2 separate regions of the Homo sapiens genome follow, and region 2 is linked to region 1. A link is a loop called in an ENCODE intact Hi-C map of the cell type or tissue named here. Cell type or tissue: heart right ventricle. All regions are shown on one strand. Region 1 overlaps PDE1A (phosphodiesterase 1A). Region 2 overlaps PDE1A (phosphodiesterase 1A).

Evidence for each region. A loop is a pair of places that touch in the nucleus more often than their neighbours do. Peaks named below come from ENCODE experiments on the same cell type or tissue, not always from the same donor. Only the 100,000 strongest peaks of a DNase experiment are listed, where the experiment ranks them.
Region 2: a loop joins it to region 1, with 2.8 times the contacts of the local background. A loop is called at or near these places in 14 of 110 quality-filtered maps.

The regions. Positions count from the first base shown.
Region 1 is chr2:182,368,729-182,376,728 of GRCh38, reverse strand. All of the region lies in intron 1 of PDE1A (phosphodiesterase 1A), which reads left to right. Among named protein-coding and RNA genes, the nearest start is that of PDE1A, 54 kb to the left of the region's middle. In heart right ventricle, no CTCF peak of the experiment used is centred here; a DNase peak (open chromatin) is centred at 3,838; H3K27ac peaks cover 5,324 bases.
Region 2 is chr2:182,417,691-182,425,690 of GRCh38, reverse strand. All of the region lies in intron 1 of PDE1A (phosphodiesterase 1A), which reads left to right. Among named protein-coding and RNA genes, the nearest start is that of PDE1A, 5.3 kb to the left of the region's middle. In heart right ventricle, no CTCF peak of the experiment used is centred here; no DNase peak of the experiment used is centred here; H3K4me3 peaks cover 5,295 bases; H3K27ac peaks cover 5,017 bases.

The DNA of each region.
Region 1 (8,000 bases):
TCTTTATCAGCAGTGTGAAAATGGACTAATACAGTAAATTGGTACCATTAGAGTTGGGCATTGCTGAAAAGATACCCGAAAATGTGGAAGTGACTTTGAAACTGGGTAACAGGCAGAGGTTGGAACAGTTTGGAGGGCTCAGAAGAAGATAAGAAAATGTGGGAAAGTTTGGAAGTCCCCAGAGACTTGTTGAATGGCTTTAACCAAAATGCTGATAATAATATGGACAATGAAATCCAGGCTGAGGTGGTCTCAGATGCTGAGATGAGAACTTGTTGAGAACTGGAGCAAAGGTGACTCTTATTATGTCTTAGCAAAGAGACTGGCAGCGTTTTGTCCCTTCCCTAGAGTTTTTTGGAACTTTGTACTTGAGAGAGATGATGTAGGGAATCTGGCAGAAGAAATTTCTAAGCAGCAAAGCATTCAAGAGGTGACTTGGGTGCTGTTAAAGGCATTCAATTTTAAAAATGAAGAAGAGTATGAAAGTTCAGAAAATTTGCAGCCTAACAATGCAATAGGAAGGAAAATCCCATTTTCTGAGGAGAAATCCAAACCAGCTGCAGATATTTGCATAAGTAACAAGGAGCCAAATGTTAAACCCCAAGACAATGGGGAAAATGTCTTCAGGACACATCAAAGATCTTTGCAGCAGTCCCTCCCATTACAGACCTGGAGGTCTAGGAGGAAAAAATGGTTTCATGGGCAGGGCCCAGGGTCCCCATGCTGCTTGCAGCCTGGGGACTTGGTGCCTTGTGTCCTAGTCACTCCAGCTTTGGCTGAAAGGGGCAAACGTAGAGCTTGAGCCATAGCTTCATTGGGTGCAAGCCACCCCTTGGCAGCCTCCACATGGTGTTGAGCCTGAATGTTCACAGAAGTGAAGAATTGGGGTTTGGGAACCTCCACCTAGATTTCAGAAGAAGTATGGAAATGCCTGGATGCCCAGGCAGAAGTTTGCTGCAGGATGGGGCTCTCATGGAGAACCTCTGCTAAGGCAGTGTGGAAGGGAAATGTGGGGTTGGAGCCCCCACACAGAATCCCTACTGGGGTACCACATAGTGGAGCTATGAGAAGAGGGCCACCATCTTCCAGACCCCAGAATGCACCTACAGCTTGCACTTTGTGCCTGGAAAAGCCACAGACACTCAATGCCAGCCCATGAAAGCAGCTGGGAGGCAGACAGTACCCTGCAAAGCCACAGGGGTGGAGCTGCCCAAGGCCATGAAAGCCCACCTCTTGAATCAGTGTGACCTGGATGTAAGACCTGGAGTCAAAGGAGATTATTTTGGAGCTTTAAAATTTGACTGTCCTGGAAGATTTCAGATTTTCATCAATTTCTCCCATTTGGAACAGCTCTATTTACCCAATACCTGTACCCCCATTGTATCTAGGAAGTAACTAGCTTGCTTTTGATTTTACAGGCTCAAAGTTGGAAGGGACCTGCTTGTCTCAGAAAAGACTTTGGACTGTGGACTTTTGGGTTAATGCTAAAATGAGTTAGGACTTTGGGGTACTGCTGGGAAGGCATGATTGGTTTTGAAATGTGAAGACATAAGATTTGGAAGAGCCAGGGGCAGAATGATGTGGTTTGGCTCTATGTCCCCACCCAAATCTCATCTCAAATTGTACTCCCATAATTCCCATGTGTTGAGTCAGGGACCTGGTGGAAGATAATTTGAGTAATGGGAGCAGTTTCCCACATACTGTTCTCATGGTAGTGAATAAGTCTCACGAGATCTGTTGGTTTTATGAGGGGTTTCCACTTTTGCATCCTCCTCATTCTCTCTTTGCCTGCTGCCATCCATGTAAGACGAAACTTTCTCCTTGCCTTCCACCATGATTGTGAGGCTTCCCCAGCCATATGCAACTGTAAGTTCAGTTAAACCTCTTTCTTTTGTAAATTGCCCAGTCTTGGGTATGTCTTTATCAGCAGCATGAAAACAGACTAATACAAAAGTGGTAAATCATTGGATTTAATTTGTATTTCCCTTTTGGCTATAGTGATATTGAACATCTTTTTATGTGCTTATTCACCACTTGTGTGTCTTATTTTGTGAAGTGTTTATTCTAGTATCATGTTCATTTTTATTCTATTAATTATTTATATGTAGAAGATTTTAATATGATCTGTATGTAAGACTTATGTCAGATATATGTCTGATGAATTTTTTCTTCTAATTCTTACTTGAATTTTTATTTTCTTAATGGTATTTTTAAAACTGTCTCTTTTAAATAGCAGAAGTTTAATTGTGATGAAGTAAACTTTATCAATTTTCTTTTATGGTTAGTATTTTTGTGTCTCAAGAAATTTTTGCTTGTGCTGGGGTTACAAAGATTTTCCTGTATTTTCTTTTATAAGCTTTATAATTTTATCATTTATGTGTAGGTTTTTGATTCATCTTGAAATAATTCTTATCTATGGTGTGAGGTGGGGGATAAAGTTTATTCTTTCTATATGAATATTCAAGTGTTCATGATGATATTTATCGTAGAAGTACCTATCAGTCTTTGAGAGTTATCTATTTTGATTTGACCCATGAATGTACATATAAATTTTAAATGTCACATATGAAAAAATAATAAGTATATGTTATAAAGAAATTTTGACTAATCATATATGTGGATTGACTAAATTTTTAATTTTTTGAACATTAGTACTTTATCTAATATTTCTCCTCCACCATTCACCAAATACTTGGTAAAAATTTATTGATTAAATAATTGAATGACTGCTGTGGCAAAGCCATTAATATTTATTGTTTTTTGTCCTTTTCTATTTACTGCATATCTTTTTAGTCCCTTTACAACATTTGCACATGATTTGGCAACTCAATGAAGTCATCATGTGAAAATCTGATTTCTTTTCCTGTGATATTAATAACATTTCCTCTTGTTTTCTTGTCATATATCTCCCCCAAGCATTTCTTGTTACATGTATTTTTAATCTGTCCCTGCCTGAATTCCTTCTTCTGCCTTTAAACAAGCTCATGTGAAAAAAAATATTCATTTTTCAGCCTTACTAGTCACTAAATTCTATCCTTTCTCCTTCTTCACTGCTTTACTTCTGTTTCTCAAGTGAAGTGCTATAATACATTTCTAGCAACCTGTGACTTTTTCTATGAGAAATTTGAATGTTTACTTTAAGGAAATTTTATGAAGTAGCCTTATTCTGTTTCAGCTGTGTGAGAACTTTAAAACAATGATTTATTAGAGTTTTAGAACTGCCTTTAAATTTCTGTTTTTAAGCCCACCATGACCAAATCACTTAATGATTAAGTTTTTCCAGTTTTTGAACCTAAGATATGTGGTTGTACTGACATTAATAGATTGTCGAAGAAGTAATTTACACTGTTGGTTTCTCTGCCCTCTCTCCTCCTCCTTTCCTTAGCAGTCCCTTGTCATTTGGCTTTGCCTTCCACCATTTTATTGAAGTTGAAAGTTGTTCTCCTGACAGTACCACATGCAGCCCAGGTCACCCCTGAGGCCATTCCAAAAGAGGCAGATTGGATAGTAATTGGTTCCCCTTCCATTATTATAATGCAGTGTTTGATACTAAACCCCAAGATTCAGGATGCCTGACTCAAGTAAATCATTGAAGCCCCTGTGATGTATTTTTCATTCTAATCTTCTTCACAGACAACCACAGGTAAGAACTGGCATTATGTGAGGTCGTGAAACTGCTCAGCCTCAACAATTTCTCCTTGTCACTACATAGGGTCCCAGTGCACAGGGCTTGGGCCTTTGTCTTAGTCCCTTTTCCTAAGTCATGAGTGGATCCCTGGCCTGCACATTGTTCCTTTATCACTGTCCTTATGACATTTCTGTTTTCTGTGCTGCCTTGTTCCAGCCTGTCCCTCTGTACAGGAAATGGAATTTTGTCTTATGAGTCATCTTGGTGTTTGAGCCTTTTCTCCTACGGGAACACTTCCCAGTGCTAACCGTTGGTCTGCCTCACTCCTGAGCAATCAGCCAGTTCCTGAATTTCTCTGTGTTCTGAATTGCCCCTTAGATTGGTTCTCTAGTATGAATAACTTTGGAATTTGGACCTGAGATTGTGGCATAGCACCCTCTTAAACATTGTACCTTCTCACTCTTCAGGGTCAGACTAGGGGGTGAAATTTGTTTCTCCAGTCCCTATCCTGCCTAGCTCTGAATTCTTCACTAAATTAGAAAGTACTTAAGGAACTGTTGTAATATCAGCAGCATATAACAGTGTTACCTGTTTAATTCTTTGTTGTCACTATTTTTACATCCTGGTCTGTGACATGTTCAAAGTTTTTCTTTAAAATGCCTTTTAAAAGAGAAAATTGAAACCCATTCCCACTTAAATATAGATAAAATGATCACAATTATCATTTTATTTATCAAACAGTTATTGAATTTATGCTATACACCTAACATTTTAGTTAAGATAAATTCCACATTTTTACCAATACTTCTCCCCTATGTAATGTCAAACACAATACCTTCCTCCTCATAGCAGTTATGCAGTAGATGAGTTGTATAAATACAAGAGTTATATAAATAAAAATAAAACCACAGTTTTACTGTATCTTCGGAAAACTCACATTTTGGTATGCAAGTCAAGATATGCACATTTGAAAAAAATTATGCCAATTAACGGTAATAAAAATATATCAGAGTTGGCCAGGCATGGTGGCCCATGCCAGCACTTTGGGAGGCTGAGGTGGACGCATTGCTTGAGCTCAGGAGTTTGAGATCAGCTTGGACAACATGGCAAGACTTCATCTCTACTAAAAATACAAAAATAAAAATAAAAAAAGCCAGGCGTGGTGGTGCATGCCTGTGGTCCTAGCTACTCAGGAGGCTGAGGTCGGAGGATCCCTTGAGCCCAGGAAACGGAGGTTGCAGTGAGCCAAGATGGCATCACTGCACTCCAGCCTGGTGACAGAGTGAGACCCTGTCTCTAAATAAATAAATAAATAAATGTTAATTCATTTTGTAGGTCATTTTAACATTTATCATAAAAGTAAGATAATCATGCATGATTTTTAATGAGGCAAGACATGACTATGTGTTAGGAACACCTAAACAAATGGTTATTACTATCACCTTTGAGAGGAGTCATTTTTATCCTAAAGAGCATCCATGACCTCCCAGATATCCAGTAAACAAATTGTTAGGGAAAAACTTTAAAAATGTCTATTAGGGCAAAATTGTAAATGTGTCAATTCTTCTGCCTATCTGCTGAAACATTGTGGGGCAGTCTGCTTGTACTTTTATTGGGAGCTTTTCATTGCTTGTTGCAATCTTCTCCCTTTGCTCAGCTCCTGAAGTCCTGTTAACAATAAACTTTTATCAGAATAAGTTTTCGTCTCAGGAGACCTGATAGTCATTTTATAAAAATAACATTTCAATTAAAATACTGCTTGGGGAAGTTTCTTCTGGTTTTCTTCTGTTAATAAAACAAAATTTGGCAGGGCCTTGATCTTAAATAGAAACTAATGCCTGTAGGTATTAAAAGAATAATTTAATATGGAAGAAGTCTATATTTAATAAATGTTTATAGTGCATATTTTATAACTACTTTTTTCGTAGTCTTTTTTTAGAACTGTTGTTCTAATATTTTTCAAAGATTTTAGAATCAAATGACATTAAGTTGTGATTCCATCCAGCTGCTGCTTTGGATGGGCTAAGATTTTCTGCCTAGCCTATACCTCTGGGAAAACTTTTTCTTTGTATTTCTCAGATATGTTAATTGATTGCGTTTGAGTAGTCCTCCTCCTCTTTTGCTGTATCTTGTGGTAAGACTTTAGAGCCTCTTTTCGCAGTTTTTCTGAACTTTTTCTTTTTTTCTGGGTCTTTGCTGGAAGGTTTCTGAAGTCTCTAGAAAGATTGTAACTTCAGCATGTTCAATGATAATGCATTCAACGAACTCCTAATCTCCTGCAATCCCATAACTTTTCTGTTTCAACAGCACACTCACATGGTCCTGTCTTTGAGATCTTGAACTTTAAAAGTCCACTTTCTGTGTCCTTCTGTAACACACACGAGCTCATCATAATCTCTTCCTCCCAGTTTGTCACTCACTCTTGGCTTTCTTTCTCTTCCTACCCAGGTTGGAACTCATTTTAAATCTAACAGCAGTCTCACCAGCAACAGCAGTCTTGCCACATTCTCTGGGTTCTGGGTTCTTGTCAAATCTCAGATCAATCATCTGCCCCCTCTGAGCTGCTCCTTGCCTGGGTGGTGCTTAAGAAAAATTGCCTGACATTGTTCCCAGTCATCCTTAAATAAAAGTTCAGGCACAGTCAGCTCTTCTTGATTCCCCATCAGTCTCTCACATTCTCTCACCAACTGTCTGAAATCTTTACAAGTTTCCTCAAACACTCAACCTAACACTCAGCAAACTGTCTGTTATGATCCTTTCAAGGAACTAGAGTCCATTAGGCATGCGACCTATTAATTTCGTTCATCTCCATGTCAAAGTTTAACTAATTAATCAGCCATCCTTTCTTCCTTTTTTCTTATCTCACAGGAAAAAAGATTAACCTCCTTTCTTTTTTTCTTTTCTTTTTCTTTTTTTTCTTTTTTGAGACAAAGTCTCACTCTGTCGTCCAGGCTGGAGTGCAGTGGTGTGATCTCAGCTCACTGCAACCTCTGCCTACCAGGTTCAAGGGATTCTCATGCCTCAGCCTCCCGAGTAGCTAGGATTACAGGCGGCCACCACCACGCCCGGCTAATTTTTGTATTTTTTTAGTAGAGACAGGGTTTCACCATGTTGGCCAGGATGGTCTTGATCTCCTGACCTCAGGTGATCCACCTGCCTCAGCCTCCCAAAGTGCTGGGATTACAGGCGTGAGCCACTGCGCCCAGCCAATGAAACTCCTTTCTAAGGCTTCTTTTACACTTACCTTCATTTCAAGTAATGAGTTTATCTCTAACCTTCCATTTGCACTACACTTGGTTTTGATGCATTGCTTCTAATTCTTCATTTCCAATTTATTTGTTATGACACTGCAATTTGGCTTTAGTTCTCACCATATCAATGGACCTCCTCCAAGGTCTGAAGGCATTACCTGATGGCCATTTTTTTTTTTCTGAGTCTCTTTTTCTTCTCATCTTCCTTGACTTATGCTGCAGGATTTATCACTTCTGACCACTTCTTCAAAGTGTTCTGCAAATGTGCTACTTCCTTTATTTATATGACACCCCAGAGACCTGAAATTCACTAGAGGTAATCTTGGTAAAGATGAAGCTACCATGAAACGTTTCCCCCTTATTTCCAATAAATGCTTTGTCAAACTGGAAAGAGACCACTTTACTTATATTTTTATTGCAGCTGCCTTTTAAGCAATCAATTCTATTTTAAATAGGCTACACATAATTATATTTTATGTCTTCTAAATAGATGTTAACAAAATGAAACAATAAACCTGTGCGATAAGAAGCTATTATATAAAAACAATGTATCAAGAAGATTAGCTTAATAAGAATGTACACTGCATGGGCTTGTGAAAAGAGGAAAGGGAGTCACTGAGTTAGGCATGCTTGTTAGGTGACTTTTGGGGATGTGACTAGAGACAGACAGAATGCAGAAATAGAGAGGCATACTAAATATCCTAATGGATTGGGCTTGCTGAGACAGATCAAATTTGAGATAGAAAGACGGGGAAGTAATCTAAGGTGATATATACAATGGTTCCTGCTTGATTTGATATTAAAAAATACTTAGTGACTATTTAGCAGTTTTTTATCCGAGTCTAACTCCCTACAACTAGGCCGGTTGAGTAACCAAAATATGCTACTACTTTAGATAAAAACTAACATTTTCCTTTCCAAAAGGATAGTTTATAAATCTTGAAATAATAATGTGAAAGCAGCTACCATTTAATGAGTGTTCACTATGGGCAAGGAAGGGATTTTATATTTTTACTTGTTAATCATCACTCCCAATTCTGTAAGGAGAGTTTTATTATCCTTATTTTTTAGATGTGGAAAATGAGTCTCAGAGAGTTTAGATAACATGCCCAAGTTCACTC
Region 2 (8,000 bases), 49 kb before region 1:
TGATAAAACGTATGAGCAAAATTTCTCTGTGGTTTCTACATAATGAATGAGTAGACCTCGAGGAATATAATTATATAAAATGTGGCCATTTTTACTGATTAAACATCATTACTGAATTATTAATAGCAACATTATACCTTTGTAATGCTTAAAACAAGATGTTAGCTTGAATCTGTTTTAAAGTCTTCCTTTGAACATAAATTATATTTAAATTCATATATATGGATTTAATATTACTATCCCCCTCTACTTAAATATGTTTTTGTGTCTTATGCAATGATGTTGGTAAATAACCAAAAATCTAAAATGACCCCCAAAATATATTCACCTACCATATTTCCTAAAAAGTTCTTCCAATTGTATGTAGTATCTATATTCTCCCAAGTGCACGTGCGACTTCAAAAAGGTATGATAGTTGCCCAGATGATTCTAAACTCAACACCAGTGAGGCACAACTCACAGAGGGCACCCACAGCAGTTTGGAAAGGCAAGGTTGTGTTGGATAAAATCAGATCCACCTAGCCATCATCTTTATTGTATTACCCCTTTGGAGAGCTGTGGGGATTGAAGCAGGTGGTTTTCACCACTGATTTATGCCAAATCCTCATTTCTTCCTAATTAATTAATTATATGCTTAGGTGCTATGGGGAAGGTGGATTGCAACTTAACTGCACTTCTGTGCTTATTTATGTAAAAAATAGAACTTTGTGGAAGCTGAGATTCTTTGCCCAGATAATTAGAATAAAATTTGTTAAATTCAAGTGATTTGCTTCATGATCCTGGTGCTCTCATACTTTCACCAGGGAGTTGTTACAAGTAGGTCTAGAAATGGGTCTTTGACTGATAACAGATTAAAGCTGTATGTGAGAGCAGGATTTATTGGTCATCTGGCACATTGACAGTTGGCATTGCTTTTACCAGGTTATGATTGTGATTAGGGAAAAGGGAGATGGAGAATATCTTAAAAGATTCAAATAACTAGGCTTAATTGCACAGAGAAAGTTTGGGGCTGATTTCCATAACACAGACTTCCCGATAGCTAGTTGTACTTTTAGGGAAGCTGGCAGTGGGTTAAGCTTGCTTTTGATGCATTGCTTCTTATCTCATGCCTCACTTCGTTTTCTTCGTCAGCCTCCTTTCTTAGGCACCTTGTTCTCTTAGGCTTTCCCTAGGCTGTCTGGCATCTCACATTGAGACATCTTTCTCAAGCCTGACTTTTCAGAGACCCATGTACTAGACCTTTCCTTCTCAGTATGTACTTGTAACTGCACCCCACTTCCTAGGGGCCTTGCACACTGGATCTCAATCCACTTGACAGGCAAATCTGTACCAGTGTGTTTTGTGTGCTAGTGGGGCCAGTTATAAGCTTAATGGACATTTTATGAAAATAGTATCTTGGCTGTTTAAAAGTAATTCATTTAAAATTTCAGTCATTAAGAAATATTTGGCCGGGTGCCGTGGCTCATGCCTGTAATCCCAGCACTTTGGGAGGCCAAGGTGAGTGGATCGCCTGAGTTCAGGAGTTTGAGACTACCCTGGGCAACATGGTGAAACCCTGTCTCTACTAAAATACAAAAAATTAGCCAGGTGTGGTGGTGTGCACCTGTAGTCCCAGCTACTTGGGAGGCTGAGGCATGAGAATCGCTTGAGCTCTGGAGGCGGAGGTCGCAGTGAGCTGAAATTGCGCCACTGCACTCCAGGTTGGGCTATAGAGTGAGACCCCATCAAAAAAAAAAAAAAAAAGGTTAATCCAGGATTTTTTTTTTTGAAATATTTGGCTCATTGACATAGTTTCAAATTTCTATATACAGGCTAATTTCCCCTATAATTGAAGCTCCAGCTTTAATTCTAGTCACCTGGCCTTCACTGATTGACTACAAGTGTCCACTTCTGAGTTCATGGTGCTTGAGAGTTCAGATATGGGGAGAAAAATACTTATGTGCCCTCACGTGACATATCATTGAGGATATACCTAGATAAATGTGCTACAGGCAGGCAATGGGTGCCATAAAGGAGGTGATAACATCCTGGGAGATTGAAATGGAAGAGACAGATTTCAGGAATGACTCATTCTAAACACCTAAGTGACCTGAAAGATATGAGAGCAAGAGCTTTTTTTCCAATTTAATTTTCAAGATTTAATTAAAATCAGTTTTTCATCAGCACAGTCATCCTAAGTTTCAGAAAGTAAAAGTCATCCATCAAGTGGAAAAAGTTACTGAGAGGTTTTGGAGTAGATGGTGAACGTTGAAATTTTGTAGCTGGCTACGATATTAGGAGGCTTGGGAGGAATCTTACGTATCATTTAGATCCTGCCTCTAAGAATGTCTGGGGCTCCTACAGTAAAGATTCCAAATCATTTCCTGTAGTTAGGTTATCAAATCTATTTTTTAAAAAATTTCCTTGGAAATTTTAGGTATATATTTTCGTATCATGAGGTTATCAAATCTATTTTTTAAAAAATTTCCTTGGAAATTTTAGGTATATATTTTCATATCATGTCAATGAGGGAAGGAAGAAAGGCTAAGTTTCTTTTATGGCCAAGGCAGGAGTTTATATTATCTCCTTTATGGCTATCATGTGGAAGTGTGGCATCAATGAGACTATCCAGCCCTGAGCATATGTGCATGGTGAGTGCCTTTTGGGCACGCTGTGATTCTGCCTGCACAGGCTCTTCCAGCTCAGACTGGTGTTGAGAAAACACGATGCTCCTTTTCCTCAGGAGAAATACTTTGAGTTTTATAATTTTCTGGAAAGAAAACACAATCACAAAACTATATTAATATATTTTCAATCAATAATACTAAGGTCCTCAGCATGTAACAAATTACTGTACATATATCTTTAAAATCCAAGATGTGAATCAACACTTCATATATGAGACCTCACATAGATACATTCCTTTAGGCTTTTGAAAACCTTTGTTTCTATATTCCCAGAGATCTTTATCTCTGGTAATTATAATAATTTGTCTCTTTATATGACTATATTCATTAATTTGTGTTTTAATATTAAATGATGTAACATATTCAAATGAAGGATCTTTATATAACTTTAGTAAAATAATTGTTGAAGACATTTCCACCTTATTGCATACTCATCTTGCTTAGTAAACTTTCTATATTCCCTTGTGATAAATCAACCTTAGACTATGAGGCCAAGAAAAATCTGTTTCTTCTAGTAAAATTGCACCAGTAAAAGTATTTTTCTGAATTTCACTGCCTCAAACCATTTAAGCCTGGGCTTTTGTTACAATTATTTTCTCTTACTTGATATTTTGTTTTATCAAATTCTATTATATGTGCATTTTCCCCATTTGTCTCTCCAAATTCTTTCCAGAAGTAGGCAGTGAAAAAATGAATTTAAAAAGTAAATTGAAATGATTCTTATATGTTAAACTTTAGTGTTCTTTGGAACTGACAACTTTTTGAAGCTCTTTCATGGTTCAGAAGTGATTAGGTCACTTTTGTGGTAATTTTCCATTAGAAATAAAACTAAAAAGCCACAAACAAAATCATGCAAATAGTTCCTTATTAGGCCTGTAATTGAGAACAAGTCTGTACATCCAGGATCGAAGACACTAAAGGCAGCCAGGTTTCAAGACTAGTGAACATCATATTGGGATCTTCACAGCATTCAGATCACGCTGTTTCTTCTCTTTACGTCTTCTCAGAAGCTTTATTTTCGCAAGTATCTGTTAGCAGAGGAGTTCTGAGTGTGTATTTGGCAGGCATATTTTCTTCATTTAATAATGGAGAAAGCAGTGGGATGAAATAGGAAAGCCTAGAAAAAGAAAAGCACATCCTAATTTTGTTTGTGGACCTAATGGGTATGGTTAATACCTATTGCTGTTAGTAACTTACTGATTTTTGAAATGTATTACCAAGATCAAAGGAAAACAAATAAACACATTTGAGTGTAAGGCAGATAATGTTTACCATGAAAGAAAATTTCAGACATTACAGTGCCTTGTTATTTTTCCAGTTGTGATAAAAGTAGCTCTAATTTTTAAGAGGTCATCACTAATAGATAAACTATGATTTGTTATACATTTTAATAGCAGGAGGTAAATTTAATGCCAGGCATTTATTCCTGCTGGTATTATTTCACCCACAGTCAGCACAACTTAAATTATCTCCAATAAACTAGCATCATAATTATCAGCAGCAGTAGCAAGTGTTGATATTAACACCAAGAGGGAAAATTCATAGAAAACTTGGTGTATTTTTAGGCAAGCTATATGCATGTAATCTTTTGGATAACTCCATGAGGCAGTATTAAATCTACAATTAATAATTTTGGGTATAGAGTCAGGAACAGGGTACGATTAAAATGTGGGGAGGTGTCTTCCACTCAGGAGCTACACAAATGTCGTTTTCTCAGCTAGAGCAGCTTGATGACATGTACATTTATCTTAGACATTGGTAAGATTTAGAAATGGCTTTTCAAAGATTTGGAATGATCAAAATAAGGAAAATTAAGATTATGCAGGTAAAACAATCTACTGGGATTGTTAGTGATTTTATGCCATCTGGAAAATTTTACATTTATAGTAGTCAGACTACTTCACATAGTGTTTAGGTAAAAAGCAATGAAAAGAAGAAACAGTCATACTGATGGATACTTGTTTAAAAGACGACCTGTAGGTATGTAGAGATGGAATAAATTTAAAGAAGTCTGCAGTATTTTTGAACCTAGTCTTCTCAGTTCTGTGACTGGACATAATGTAGTTTTGACAGTTAGTTCTCATGGGAAAGCTTCAGTTTATTTATGTATTTGATTACGGCCACTTGGACACAAGCTATAATTGAGGAAAATTCAACATTTCCTGAGTTGGAGCTGCTGGAAATGTACGGGGCAAGTTCCAGTGCATTTGAAGTAATAGATGATAATACTTCCAGATTTATTATCTTTGTAATATCCAAGCCAGCTGCACTGAAGTCTTACGTTTTGTTATGTAGAAGCATTAGTTCTGAGTCAAGTTGGTATCCACGTTTAGTGTTTTGGTGTCTCCAGCCTTTAGGATTTTAGGATATTATTTTTGAAGAGTTTTTACATTAAACCAAAACAGATATTTAAATATTAATTGTATATGTATTAACCAGCTGCTTATAGGCTTGAAAAGTTATGTGCTTTTATTATGAAAACCATCACTTCAGCTTTAAAATATTAATACTTAATTTGACTTTTTTAAGGATCAAAGAGCCTGGAACAAATTGATTAGAAACCAATGGTAATGAAAAACAGTAGGGCTGTATCTTTGTCATATAAAAGTGGCAGTTATGTCAGTTCCAACTGAGGTAGGAAAAGAAAATCCCCACCAGGTCAAGTCACTTTTAAGTTATATCATTAAATTAAATTTGGATGAAAATAGGGATATGTGATGATCTGGGCCCACCTGTTTGTTAGAGATCACTAACAGAGATGCCAAAGACATATCTATTCTAATAGTGATGTTTCTGTGAAAAAAACAAAACAAAACAGAAAACAGAAAAAAAGAGACTCTTGCTAATTTTTGGACCCATTAGGCATTTACTGCTCAGTCCAGCTGCATCCAATTATTATTTCTAACAGCACAGTGGCATTTTATCTGCACCTCTTCTGCTGTGCATCTCTCTCATTCTATTATACTTAAGTAATTAATTAGTATTAATTATATTATACTTCTATTATAATTATTATAATTCTATTATAATTAATTAAGTAAGGGTATCAGCTCCCCTACGAAACTATAAGATCCCTGAGGCTAGAATCAATACTGAATTCATCTTTGTATTTCTCATAACTTTTAGTAGAATGTATTTTATAAGTAAGAATTCACCCAAGTCTTCAACTTAAATACCTACAGGGACCACACTGGTATTGTAAATATGTGAAGTAGGATATGGTGGGAACGTAGTAGGTGCGAAACAAAAGGCATGTAGTTTGACATTTTAAAAAACACTAAAACACTAAACAGGATCTAGCTGCAGACTGCTAGCTGGTGCCCCTTGAAATGAATGAATGAATGATAGAATGAAAAGTTTGTTTTGTTAGGTCCACACAGTCGTCTTCTCTCTATTGTTGGGGTGAACAAATGGCCAGTAGAGCTTAGCTGAAAATTCTGGCAGTTACATCCAAGAGGTATACTAGGAGGATGAGTACTTGGTTCTTGTTTCTAATCCTTATTAAAGAATGAGAAAATCAAATTAGCCGGATGTGGTGGCACACGCCTGTAGTCCTAGCTACTCGGGAGGCTAAGGCAGGAGAATTGCTTGAATCCAGGAGGTGGGGGTTGCAGTGAGCCAAGATCGTGCCACTGCACTCCAGCCTGGGCGACAGAGTGAGACTCTATCTCAAAAAAAAAAAAAAAAAGAAAAGAAAAAAAGAATGAGAAAATCAATATACTCTACAGCATAACTGTACTGATAACTTGTATATAATTTTGTAGCATTAAAAGAATAGATGAAGTATATAATCCTTGAATGAATAAAATGCATTTGTGTTAGCACCAACTTGAATTATTCCAGTGTCAGGAAATTCATTGCCTATAGGCATTTCAAATTTGAACTTAACTTGTTAGAAAATACTTTCTTAAAATGAAATCTGTCTTCCTATCAGTACAATGTTTTTTTTTTTTTCTCTTTTAGTGGAACTGGAACAGGAAGGATTTAAACTTTCTCTTGCATAGTTTAGCTCTTTAAACATTGAAGACAATTGTATCAGCGATTGCAGTTTGTAAATCTTCCCAAAGCATAGTGGCTTAAAATGATCTGCGCCCGTGGGTCAGCTGAATGTTTCTGCTGATTTGTGCCAGGCTTGGTTGATATCAGTGGGTCTTTTCCATGCATCTGTGGCCAGATGGTGGGTTTTCTGTGGGCCGGCTTAAGAGGAAGAGGAAACTCACAAACTTTTTCAAGGTTGTGATTAAGTTTGATTGAGTTAAGTTGTTACTGTCCCATTTAAAAAACAATAAAAAAGCCACGTGGCCAAGCCCAGTGTTGGTGTGCGAGGGCATAACCAAAGGGTGTAGATATGAGGAAGCATTTGCATTTGGATCAGTTAATGCGATTATTCTGCTCTTAAAACGCTTATGCTTTTTTTGATTCTTCTTTCCCTTACTCCATCTGCAGTTCATTCCGCTGTTGAAGAAAAAGCACATAGTTTGATCTTCATTTCATGTTGTTAAGTGGTCTAAGTGACCAGTGAGGACAGGAAAAAAATATATATGAATGAAGCAGTGTAGTCCAGATGACTCTCATGTGACCCAAGGGTCAAACATGGTTCACCTGACTCCAGGGTTATAGCATGCCTGAGATTCCTGGTTTAAGAAGTTTTAAAAAGTTAAAAAGTAAAAACGTTTCACCTAATTGCCCTAAAACATGAGCTATTACACCCGTAATGACTGCCCACATTTTCCCAGTTCTTTTTCAATAATTGATTTTTACCAAGTGTCATGCTAGCCGACTTAATGAAATTAATTATTTTAATAGAAGCTGAACATAATTAATTACATAATTTTGGGCAATTCCATTCCAAATACACTAAAACTATGACAGGGAAAGGAGGCTTTGGAAATCGTAATAATAAAACAGAGCTTCCTTATGCATTTGAATCTAATTTGAGTTCTAGCTATAATGTGTATTCTCTTGGGACTTAAATTTATTATCTTAAAATTTTTTTATGGGATAGATTTATGATAACGTTTTCTATTTTGAACCCTCCTAAACACCACTATAATAGGTAAATATTTTTGTAATACCTGCAAATTATATAACGTTTATTTTGAAACAGTGATTCACAAAATGAATTTTTTTTTAAATTGACATTAGACTTGCAGTTTACAAAAACAAAAACAAAACACAACAAACTTCTGCATTTGTAACCAGAGATTTTGATTCGTTAACTCTGGGGGTAGAAAGGTTTGATGTATTCCTACAAGCTGTCTGATTCATTGCTAGATTTGGGACCCATTTCCTTGATGATATAATTTACACTAGGAATGGAAAGGCAAAATAATT